2 separate regions of the Homo sapiens genome follow, and region 2 is linked to region 1. The links are chromatin loops, found by intact Hi-C in ENCODE. Cell type or tissue: endothelial cell of umbilical vein. All regions are shown on one strand. Links, peaks and the distances in the headings refer to the core of each region. The heading gives the core; the rest is flanking DNA. Region 1 has its middle 11 kb from the start of CADM3. Region 2 overlaps LOC101928264 (a long non-coding RNA gene).

What was found. Hi-C counts contacts between places; a loop is a spot of excess contacts. Peaks named below come from ENCODE experiments on the same cell type or tissue, not always from the same donor. Only the 100,000 strongest peaks of a DNase experiment are listed, where the experiment ranks them.
Region 2: a loop joins it to region 1, with 12 times the contacts of the local background. A loop is called at or near these places in 11 of 110 quality-filtered maps.

The regions. Positions count from the first base shown.
Region 1 is chr1:159,158,091-159,163,480 of GRCh38, reverse strand. No RefSeq gene overlaps it. Among named protein-coding and RNA genes, the nearest start is that of CADM3, 11 kb to the left of the region's middle. In endothelial cell of umbilical vein, for the core only: a CTCF peak has its summit at 2,323 (motif pointing left); DNase peaks (open chromatin) are centred at 1,920 and 2,270.
Region 2 is chr1:159,771,498-159,776,887 of GRCh38, reverse strand. LOC101928264 (a long non-coding RNA gene) reads left to right here. Exons shown (of 3, transcript XR_922193.3): 3 at 133-431. Among named protein-coding and RNA genes, the nearest start is that of DUSP23, 6.8 kb to the left of the region's middle. In endothelial cell of umbilical vein, for the core only: no CTCF peak of the experiment used is centred there; DNase peaks (open chromatin) are centred at 1,037 and 2,237; H3K27ac peaks cover 1,550 bases.

The DNA of each region.
Region 1 (5,390 bases), core at 272-5,271:
GGTTTCATATGTTCATGCATGTATTTATGTATTCAGCATTAATGGAGTGCCTACTATGCACTTGGCACCTTGCTTATGCTCTATCATTTAGTCTTATGCACAACCACATGACTTGTAGGTAGTATTATTCTCATTTTACAGATGAGGAAAATGAGGCACAGGAATTTTGTAACTTCCTACAAGTCACACCTTAACTGGTGGGGCTGAGATCTTAATTTAGGTGTGTCTCTAAAACTTGGTCATGCCAGTAAACCAGCATACCCATCTGTGCCTGATCCAAACAGTTACCTGGAGCCACCTGTTACAAATGATACAGATGCTTAGGATATTTCGGTTCTAGGTTAACAATAAAGATTGCTGACCATAGTGCTAACAGGTGCTCCCAGGTGATTCCTATGCCCTGACAAGCCTGAGAAATGACTCACCATAGCCTGGGTCTACTGACAAGAGCTCATTAGCTCCTGAGGGAACCATACGTGTAAGTAGCTCATTAGAACACAGTTGTGTTAAGGTGTAAAACCAAAAAATATCACTGAGTCTTTCAACAAATTTTCTTGACTCTTCCTCTCCAGCAATTGCTGACCTTGTTTGTAAGATCCTGTGTAATCTGGCGTTTCCCTATCTCTCTAACCTCATGTAACCCCATGGCCACAGTATCTGTTTTTTGTTTGTTTGTTTGTTTTTTGTATCTCCACCACATCAAGCCCATTCCCATTCTATGCCATTGCACTGGCTCTTCCTTCTGAACCAGAACGCTCCTGCCCTGCTTCATGCTAAGCCACTTCTGCTTTTACATCTCAGCCTAAATTAACTTCCTCAAAAAGGCCATCTCATTCCCTTGCAATCACTTGTCATTTTCTTCTATTTTCCTAATAATTTATCTTTTGTTTATTATTGTCTTTATTCCTTCTCCCAGTAAATGTAAATTCCATGAGGAAACAAACCCTGTCAACTTTGATCAAAGTCGAGTTGCCAGGAACTTAGGGGATATTGCACATAACAGTAGCTGGCACATAATAGGTGCTTATTAAATGCTGGTTTATTTAGAGAAGAGCGTTCACATTCTTTGATTTTACACTTTGATTTTTACAAGCAAGAACTTTTGTCTTAGGTCCAAAGTAAACCTCCTACTGCCATTTAAGACTTTTTTCCTCTGGTTCATGAAATAAGATATCTCTTTCTTTTTATGAGCCTCTATATAATGTCCCTCTAGAGGATTTAAGACTGTTATTAAATTGCCCCTTAACCTCCTCTACATTAGGTGAAATGTCCTAATTCTTAACCTTCTGCCATTTCTTTTATCATTTTAGTACTTTTTCTCTGATCCTTTTCACTTAAATAGTTTTGTTCAGGACAGGTCCAGTAGGTGAGTGAGGCTATGGCTGATGGTCATGAGTTGAACATGATAAGCTATGATATGCTATTCCATGCCCTCTTGTATGTTTTTTACTGTTCTTTATTTTTAACCTGTTTCTTTTCAGATTATTTTTAATCTGTTTCTTGTGGTGCATTTTGGTCTTAAAATCTTTTTAAACCCTAAAATCCCAGAGCTTGCTATTACTGAAAGTAGTATGCCCTAGCAAGGTGACATCTGTTGAGGTTTGCCACCAGTTTCCAGTCCCAGGGCTTCCTTGTGGACCGCTGTGCCTGTGTGCCCATACCTGTCAGGCTGATGACTGCTGCTGCTATTCCTTGTGGCTAAGCCAAGAATGGATGCAGATACATTTGGTGTTCTCACCATGTTCACAAAAGGCCATAGCTTTTTTTCATGTGGACTGTGAAGGCCTAGGAACGACTGTGTGTGCTGCTTTGAGAAAGTTAACCAGGTTCTGGGCCCAGCTCCAAGGAGACACTTCTGACTCATTGGAAAGGCAGAAGAGTGCAGGAGAGTGAGAAAGCCTGGATTTAGAAAGTGGACTCATCTGGGCTTAAATACCAGCTGTGCCACTTATGTCATTTGAGATCAGTCTTTTCATGTGTTAAACATCAGACATTGTTATTGTCTATCTTGTAGGCTTATAAAGATTATTAAATGAGGACATTTATGTAAAACTCCTAGCATAGAACCCAATACATGTTTGTTAGTTACCTTTCTCTGTGACCTCTTCACCCTAGAGCAGGGAGATGTTCCTCTGTTTCTCTGAGTGTACCATAGAATCTTGCCCTGTGTTCACTGTCCGAGTATAAAGCACTGCTTGGATCTAGATTTTCAGTTCCAATAACTTTTTTCACTTTCGCCAAGGTCTCTCTGTTAACCTGCTCTCTGCTACCCTCGTGTGGCCACCCTGACCCTTTGTCATTCCTGATCCTCTGCTCCCTCAGTGTGGTGACTTTGCTGTAATGCAGCCTCTCCCAGACTTCTTGGCAGACCCAACTCCCACCTCCTCCAAGTTTTAACACACACTTGAAACATTTTTCAGTTTAATTTTAGTCTTCTCTTCTCAGGTAGTGTTATCTCAGTTCTTCTAACCTTTTCTCACTTCTTTTTAATATTTACCGATCTGTCAAAGACTGCATGAATTCTTTCCTGCATGTTGAGAGTTTGGACCCAGTGAGGTCTCCTCAAGCTTCAGATCACATTATCTGTTTCCTTGCTCAACACCAAGTTCTCTTTCCCATGAATGACGAAAAAACAAGTTGACCCTTGAACAACATGGATTTGAACTGTGTGGATCCACTTATACATGGATTTTTTTTTCAATAAATACAGTTTGCCCTCTGTATCTCCAGGCTCCATATCTGCAACCAAACAATATTCTCCGGATGGGCAAACTGCAGATAGGGAGGGCAGACTTTTTCTATATGCCAGTTTCCTGGTTCTGCTGGTTCCGCTGTTTTCACAGGGTCAATTGTAGATCTTGAGTATGTGCAGATTTTGGTATCCTGTGGCAAGGGTGTGGGCGTCCTGCAGCCAATCCCCAGCAGATACTGAGGGATGACTGTATTGTCGTAGATTATTTAATCATAAAAAGCTCTATTTTTCCCCCTGCAAACTCAAATCTGTTTAAGTTAATAAGGAAAAGTATACCTATTCTTGCCTTGTTAAAGGGTAATGATGGATCTTGGATAGACCCAGAATGTTAGCACTTCAAAGTGAGGATGTGTAGACAAAGAATATAACTGCTTTATCCCTTTCCTAATTGCATGGCATCTCTAGCACAGGGAATGAAGGATTATTTAGGATAGAATCAGTATACTGGTTTGAAAAGCTTTGTGGATGAAAAATAAGGGAAATCAATTTGATGAGATGGCTAGTTTAAACCAAATTTGGGAGGTGGGATTTGAAAACTAGACACTGAAGAGCTTTATCTTTATCCCAATGTCAGTTGGAAAAAAAATTGTAGCAGGACGTTATGTTGTTGAATTGGTATTTAAATATTAATTCTAAGATTCATTGTGGTAAAGATGGTAATTTTTAATTTATAAATTTGATGCAATACTATGCTAAATTCCAATAAGATATTTTATGGAACTTGACTAGCCTATTCTAACATTCCCTTGGAAGATAAAGTCAAGAGTAAATAGCCATAATTTTTTAAACACATGGGGCTAAGGGGGAGGATGATTTTCTAGCTATCCTAAGCAACTTTAAAATTATAGCAATTAAAACATGAAATCTTGGCACAGGAATACATAAATAGAACCATGGAGCAGAAGAGAGAGTGTAGTTACAAACCAACTTGGAAATTTAGTGTATGAAGAGTGCTACCTTCATTATATACTACACTTCTAATCAGTGACTAGAGGGTTGTACTGTTTAAAGACATTAGAATAATTGGTTATCTGTTTGTCAGTTGGTATGGGATAGGTTTAGCCTTTCCTTATGCCATATACGACAATATATTTCAGGTGGACTTGTGCTAAATTTTATAAACCAAACAACACTAAAAATGTTTGCAAAAACTGTCGAAAAATATACTTAATCTTAGAGTGGGAAAGACCTTCCTAAGCAAGACACAACACCTAGAGTCGATAAAGGAAAGGACCGATAAGATTTACTGCATAATTTTTAAAACTGATATAATTGCAGACCCATAGACAAAATGTAAAAGTAAGTCACAGACTGGGAAGATTTTATTTGCAATATATATGCCAAAGTATCAAAATTGCTAACATGCAAAATAGTCAGCAAATAAACATAAAAAAGACAAACAGTCCAAGAGAAAATTGGGCAAAGGATATGAGTATGAATTCTCAGAAAAAAAATACAGTTGTCTAATAAACATTTGAAAAGATGATCAACGGCATTTGGATTTTGAGAAATACAAGTTATAGCACCAAAGAGATCCTAGACTGTTAAAAAGCATCAAAGAACCCATCAGATTGTTAAAAAATTAAAATGATGGATAATACTCAGTGTTGGCAAGTGCTTAGGGAAATAGGCACCTTTATATATTGTTAGGGAGGATGTAAATTGGCACAGCCTTTTTGGAGATATTTTGGCAGAATGCATCAGAATTAAAAATAGAAATACCAGCAGTGCTATTTCTACAAATTATGCTATAGATCTGTTCACACATGAGTGCTCTGATTTATGTGCAGAGATATGCATCACATCATTTTTTTCCAGTAGTGAAAAATTGAAGACAACATAAATATTCATCAATAGTGAATTGGATAAATAGATTATGCTATATCATACTTTGTAATAACACATTGCAGTTAAAAAGAATGAGGTAAATTTATATCTACCAACATAGAAAGATACAGAAGGTATGTTGTTCAGTGAAAATACAAAGAAAATACACATACTGCTATCCCTTTTGTGTAAAATGGGAAAAAAGCATAAAACATATACATATGTGTATGTAAAATCTTATATGCATATAAATATGTGTTTAAGTAAATGAATAGTTACTTACTGGCTGTGTGACTTCAGGCAAGATACTTAACCGCCTCAGCATTTTTTTTCATTGTGTGGAAAATAGAGATAATTTTACATGACCCCTAGGGTGGTATGATGTGAAAATTAAATAAATTAATCTATTTAAATTGCTTTAAATAGCGCCTGGCACATAGTAGGCACTTGAGTGTTTCTATTGTTCAGATGCATATTAAACTTGGAAAATTATTTTCTGGGCCAGGAGTGAGACTTAAGTCATAAGGGGGACTATAATTGTCCATATTATATACTTCATATTTTTATAATGTGTGCCTATGTATTGAATGATTAATTTTTTTTAAATTAAATGCTTATTCTAAGAATATGAGTTAAAAGATGATTATAGAAATCCAGGAACAAAGTAAAAGAGTCCTGAGCAAGGGCAGTGGAATTGGGAATGGAAAAGAGGTGCTACGTTTGGTGTTGGTTATGGGAAGCAAGACAGAGGGAGAAGGCTGAGGCAGCTCTCAGTTTTGGCTTTTGAGTGACTTGGAAAATGCTGAACCAT
Region 2 (5,390 bases), core at 272-5,271, 610 kb before region 1:
GCCTGTGTAGTGCTTTTCCACATTGATAGGGCTGATTTTTGCAACCAGTAAGATATTGTGTAACTGGTGGTGTGTGACTTCCTAGGCTGCATCATGAAATACTTAATTTTTGCCTTGTTCTGTCTTGGAAAGAAGGCCTGCCATGGGAAGCTTTGGGAAGAAGCCAGCTGCCATGTTGTGAGAACTCTCAAGCAGCTGTGTGGAGAGATCCATGTGGTGAGGAACTGAAGCCTCCTACCCACCATCAAGTCAGTGGCTCACTACTGTTGCAGTGAATTCTCCAGCCCATGAAGACTTTAGATGATTTACCCAACATCTTGATTATAGCCTCATGGATTCCCTGAGCCAGAACAACCCAGCTAAGCCTCTCCTGAATTCCTTACCTACAGAAACTGTGAGATAATAAATATTTATTCTTTTAAGCCATCAAATTTTGGGTAATTTATTATGCAGTAATATGTAACTAATATAGATAAAAATATTCAGTTTGAAGGAAAGAAGAAAAATAACTTACAATAAACTCAAGAAATAAAATAAAATTAAAACAAAGGTTAATTCAAAAAGAAAGAATTATACTGTAAGCAGTTGTGGTCTAAGTGTGTGTATGCAGGAATGTTGTGATAGATCAATGCAAATTTTCCATATTTGGAGAACCATGCTGTCTGTGGGGGAACCAACCAGAGTAGTCTGGGCATGAGTTTTGTGTGTGTGTGGTGTTGGAGGTATAGGTTGCTGTGGTATTTGTATGGTTAGAGATGATATACAAATTATTTAATGATTGGTCATGGCACAAGAAACAAGCAATTAAAATGGAACCTCTACCAGAACCATTACCTGCAAACAAACAGTGAAGCTACCCTGGTGTCAGTTGGATGTGTGTCAGCTTTGGGTGTAGAGGCGCTGAAATGGTCTGGGGTGTGGTCAGATTACCTTGGACATTTTAATATAGGTCTTTCCACAAGATGGCACTGATAGCTTTTCCTTGTTTCTCTTTTTTTTGTCTTGTTGAAAAATTTGTGATTCGTATACTGTTGCAGAACATACCATAACTGAAATCTCCCAATTTACTAGTTGATTTCTTGTACTTTTGACAAGTCAATTGCCTTTATGGCATTTAAAATTATGGTGTTTTTTTCTTTTTTTTTAGATCATCCCAGGAGCACATTAAAAGTTTAAGTTGGGGTGTTGGGAATGCTGCCTCACATCAGATGCTATCATCATGGGAGCTGGAGATGGGGAGGGAGGTGGGGACTAGGCTTTGGTTTTTGAAAAGCCATTCAACAAAGGCAGGTGAGAGTGGAATCAAGAGGGAGCATTCAGTTAGGGAAGAGGCACTTCTGTGATCAAAACCATGTTGGTGGACTCTCTCACTTCTTCTGTTTACGCTGCCTCGAGCCTCAGCTGAGCCATAGCCTGGCTGGCACTTTGATATCAGCCTGAGGAGACCCTGAGCTTAGGTTCAGCTAACCTGTGGCCAACTTCTGACCTACAGAACTGACATCATAAATGGTGTTTCTTTAGCCATTATGTTTGTGGCAATTTGTTATGCAGCAATAGAAAACCAATATAGTTGCCTTTATTTACTTTATTTTCTTATCTTTAATATGCTCATCACAGCACTAAACCTTTGGAGTTTCTAAACTGGTGTATTGCTTTTTTTCTTTCCCCTTTGTTTTAAGTTTTTCGGTCTCTAAAACTATAGGCCGCATAGGTTCATTTTCCAGTGTAGATGCAACAAATATGATGAACCAATGGAACTCACAAACTGTCAGCATCTGGTTTCGTTTTGGCACCTTCTAAACTCCTGGCTGCTCCCTCCACCACCTTTAGACCAGTGCTTCTCAAGGTGTGATCCACAGTTGATGTCACATGGGAGCCTGTGATAGATGCGGAATCTCAGGCCCCCCGACCTGTGAGATCCTCAGGTGGCTCATAAGCACACCTATGACTAAGAAGCCCTGGTGTAAGACTTGTTTGTCCTGCAGCTCTGTTTTTCCTTTGGTCATCGGCAGCATCCAGAAAGTGGTCTGGTCACAGAGGTAGTGAGTTGATCTCCAGGTGTCTCTTCTCTGGAGCTGAGAAGTTTTAGCTGAGCAGGGATATGGGTGGAGGAGCTGATCAGCAGAGGGAGAGGCCTCAAAGGGGCCTAACTGGCCTGGGTGAAAACTTGAGGTCAATTAGAACCACCTAAGAATCCTGGATTAGAACAACACATTGGCTTTATCTACGGGTTAGAAAGATGTCCAAGAAAAACAGGCTTAATGTACATGTACCTTTCCTGTTTTTTGTTCCAAGGAAGGGCTTGGTTTCCAGATTTCCTTTCTAGAGGAATGCTTGAAACATTGCTTCCTACTCTACCTACCTTTACGTTAGTTTCCAGGCAAGGCAAAAAGTGCCCCAGTCATTATCCTCCAATTTAAATGTCTCTAGCCTCCCTGTAGCTTAGGGGAAAGAAGGCACCATGGACAACCTTTTTTCACACAAGCCCTCCTTTCCCCTCTGTAGCAGACCTTCTTCCCACCCAAATCCCATCCCCCAAAACCTCCTTAGGACCCATCATCTCTGTGGATCCCTGGACTGGCCTCCTGTATTCCGGCCTCTACACATTTCCCCTCTGTGAACCTGCAGAGACTTTTACAGAGCATGGATGTTACTTTTCCAGTTCTTCAATAACTCCTTATTGTCTTCAAGAACAAACCCCCAAGATTTATAGACTGGTATATCAAGCCCTCCAGGATGAGGCCTCTTGCTTTTTCCTTCAGCCTCACCTTACCTCATTCCTCTGCAGAAGTGTTTGTCTTGTCACAATGAACAATGTGTAGTCAGTCAGAGGAGCAGAGCTCTCCTATGTGCCTGTGCCCATGCTGTGCCTTTTTCCTGCCCTGCTCTTACCTTTGGCCTGCAGCAACATCTCAACTTCCTTAAGTTTCACTTTGGGAAAAGAGACCACTTTCTCTAGGAAGCTTTCCCTGCTCCAATTCATGTTTTGTGTCCCTCTTCTGAGCTTCTGCAGCATGTGTATTAGAATATTTATGACATTATATATTAAACACATATTAAAGCTTTTATTGCTATATTATAATATGTTTATTGTAAAAGCATTAAAACACATACACATGCAAAATGTTAAAAATCATCACCTATTACCTATTTATATTAGTTGGTGTTTGATTAGGAAAGGAGAAGCCATTCTATGCTCTCCTAGTATGAAAGGAAGCAATATGAGAAATTCAAGGTTTACATACCTGGCAGGTGGGCTGAGTAGCAAAGGTACCAGATGATCTGAGCTGGTAACATCTAAATGAGATTCTCTTTAAGATCTTGCCTGGAAGCAATTCCACTGTAAGTCTCAGGAACTTCCGGGAAATTCCCACCAATGATCTCAGACTCCAGCACTCATGTGGGGGGATCCCAAGAAATTCACCTGGACGCTGTTTTCAGCCTCTCATCTGCCTCTGCACTTACCTATCTCTGGCAAACGATGGTCTCTCTTTTCGTTCCAGATCTTACACAGGTGCCTCTCATTGGCACTCAAGATCTATGGGAAGGATTTTGGAAATGTTGCTCCCAGGATCTCCTCTCTGGTGCAGAGAGCTTAGTCATGAATGGCATTCATATTAAGTTTACGAGGAACAAGTCACCTAAAGATAACCACATTTTGGTGTACCACCTTTCACGTGTATTTGTGTGTGTGTATAATGCACATATAAAACTCTCTTTTTAGTGTGCTCTATGTCTATATACATGTCTCCCCTCTGGCTCCTTCGAGGTTTAATGAGCTCTCTTCTCTACTTTGTAGAGTAGGATTCCCAGCACTGGTTTGATGACACCCTGGAGTGTCTTCATTTATCTCAGGGGGTGACTTGAAATTCACAAAACAAGATTAATTTAAATTCATTTTCATTTAAAAAAGTAAACAGACATTATATAGTAATTACAGGTACAAGTGTGTGTGTTGAAATCAAACTAATAAATGCTTGCCTTACAGAGAAATTAAGAGGATGGGGGTGGGGTTGGAAGGGACTACAAAGGTGGTTTAGTCTGAATCTTTCCTAAAACATTTCTCCCCACCAATGACTTCCAGGTTGGTGTTTCCCCAAAGTAATCATGTTTCTCAAATTGGAAGTCTGGGCTGTTGGGAATGAAAGCTCCCAGTATGTGGGTCTATCTTCTGTGTATACTATGAGCCTGACATACAGTACACCCTCAGGAAACACATTTGGATTGACTGTGTGTAAGGGTGGGACATGGTGGTGGTGACTAGGGAGGGCACGTGGCACATGAGAGTTCAAGCTTTGTGGGGTTGGAGGCCATGACATATCAGCACAGATAGTGGCCTGGGTAGAAATCCCATTTGGATTCTAGGATAATATAGTCTCCCCAACAATCAAGGAGACAATCTAGGCTGAGATGTCATTGATAATTGCCTTTCTATTAACAATTTGTGCAAAGCATCAGAAAGTCAGATAGGTCAACTAACATCGAAGCCTGTGAGTATCAGTGACTTCCTACTGAGGATACAGTCCCAAGGACACAGATGTAGGAAAAAATTCTGAATTCTGCTTGAGCCCAGCGTCTTTGAAGCAATAGAGTTGGTGGTGGGTTCAAATCCTGGCTCTGCCATTTGAAACTATTTAACCCCGAATAAATTGCTTTACACCTCAGTGCCCTTCTCTATAAAGTAGAAATAAATCATAATGCCTACCTCAGAGAATTGTGACGATTAAATGAGTTAATACTATAAAGTGCTTTGAACAATGCTTGGCACAGTGAGGGATCAATAAACACTGGCTATTGTTATCATCAGCATCACAATAGGCTGCACATACTTATCAGGACCAATTGGTAGCAGGAGTTTCAAATAGAGAATGCATTACTGGCCCCATCTGGTCCCAAAAAATAGGTTCAGGAACCCCTCCTGTCCCCTACGTTGGGGTAGGAACATCATTTGCTAGAACTGGAAACTTAGGCAGAGGGGTAGTTGTATTACAAGCAAGCAAATAGACAAAACAGAACAGAACAAAATAAAAAAACCACCACATGCAAATTGAGTTCTCAGTGAATCCCCTTGTTACACTTTGATGGGATATTCTGCTTCATGGGAAAAAATAGTGCAAACATACCTGGATTCTTAGACTCAAAATTGGTAGCAAGGGAAGAATGTGTCCTTTAGTGCAGAGTTTTATGGTCTATCAATCCTTGAAAGGAAGATATCATTAATCATTAGTCAGTTTCAAAATGTGCTCATCATTATCCACTACTGTTGATGAAAAACCTCAACCTCTTCTGGAGAAAATGACTGTTAGGAAAAGAACCTTTGAGGCCATTAAAACACAGCCATGATTCTCTTTATTTTAGTGAAAAACTAAATATACCTATATCCTCAGATG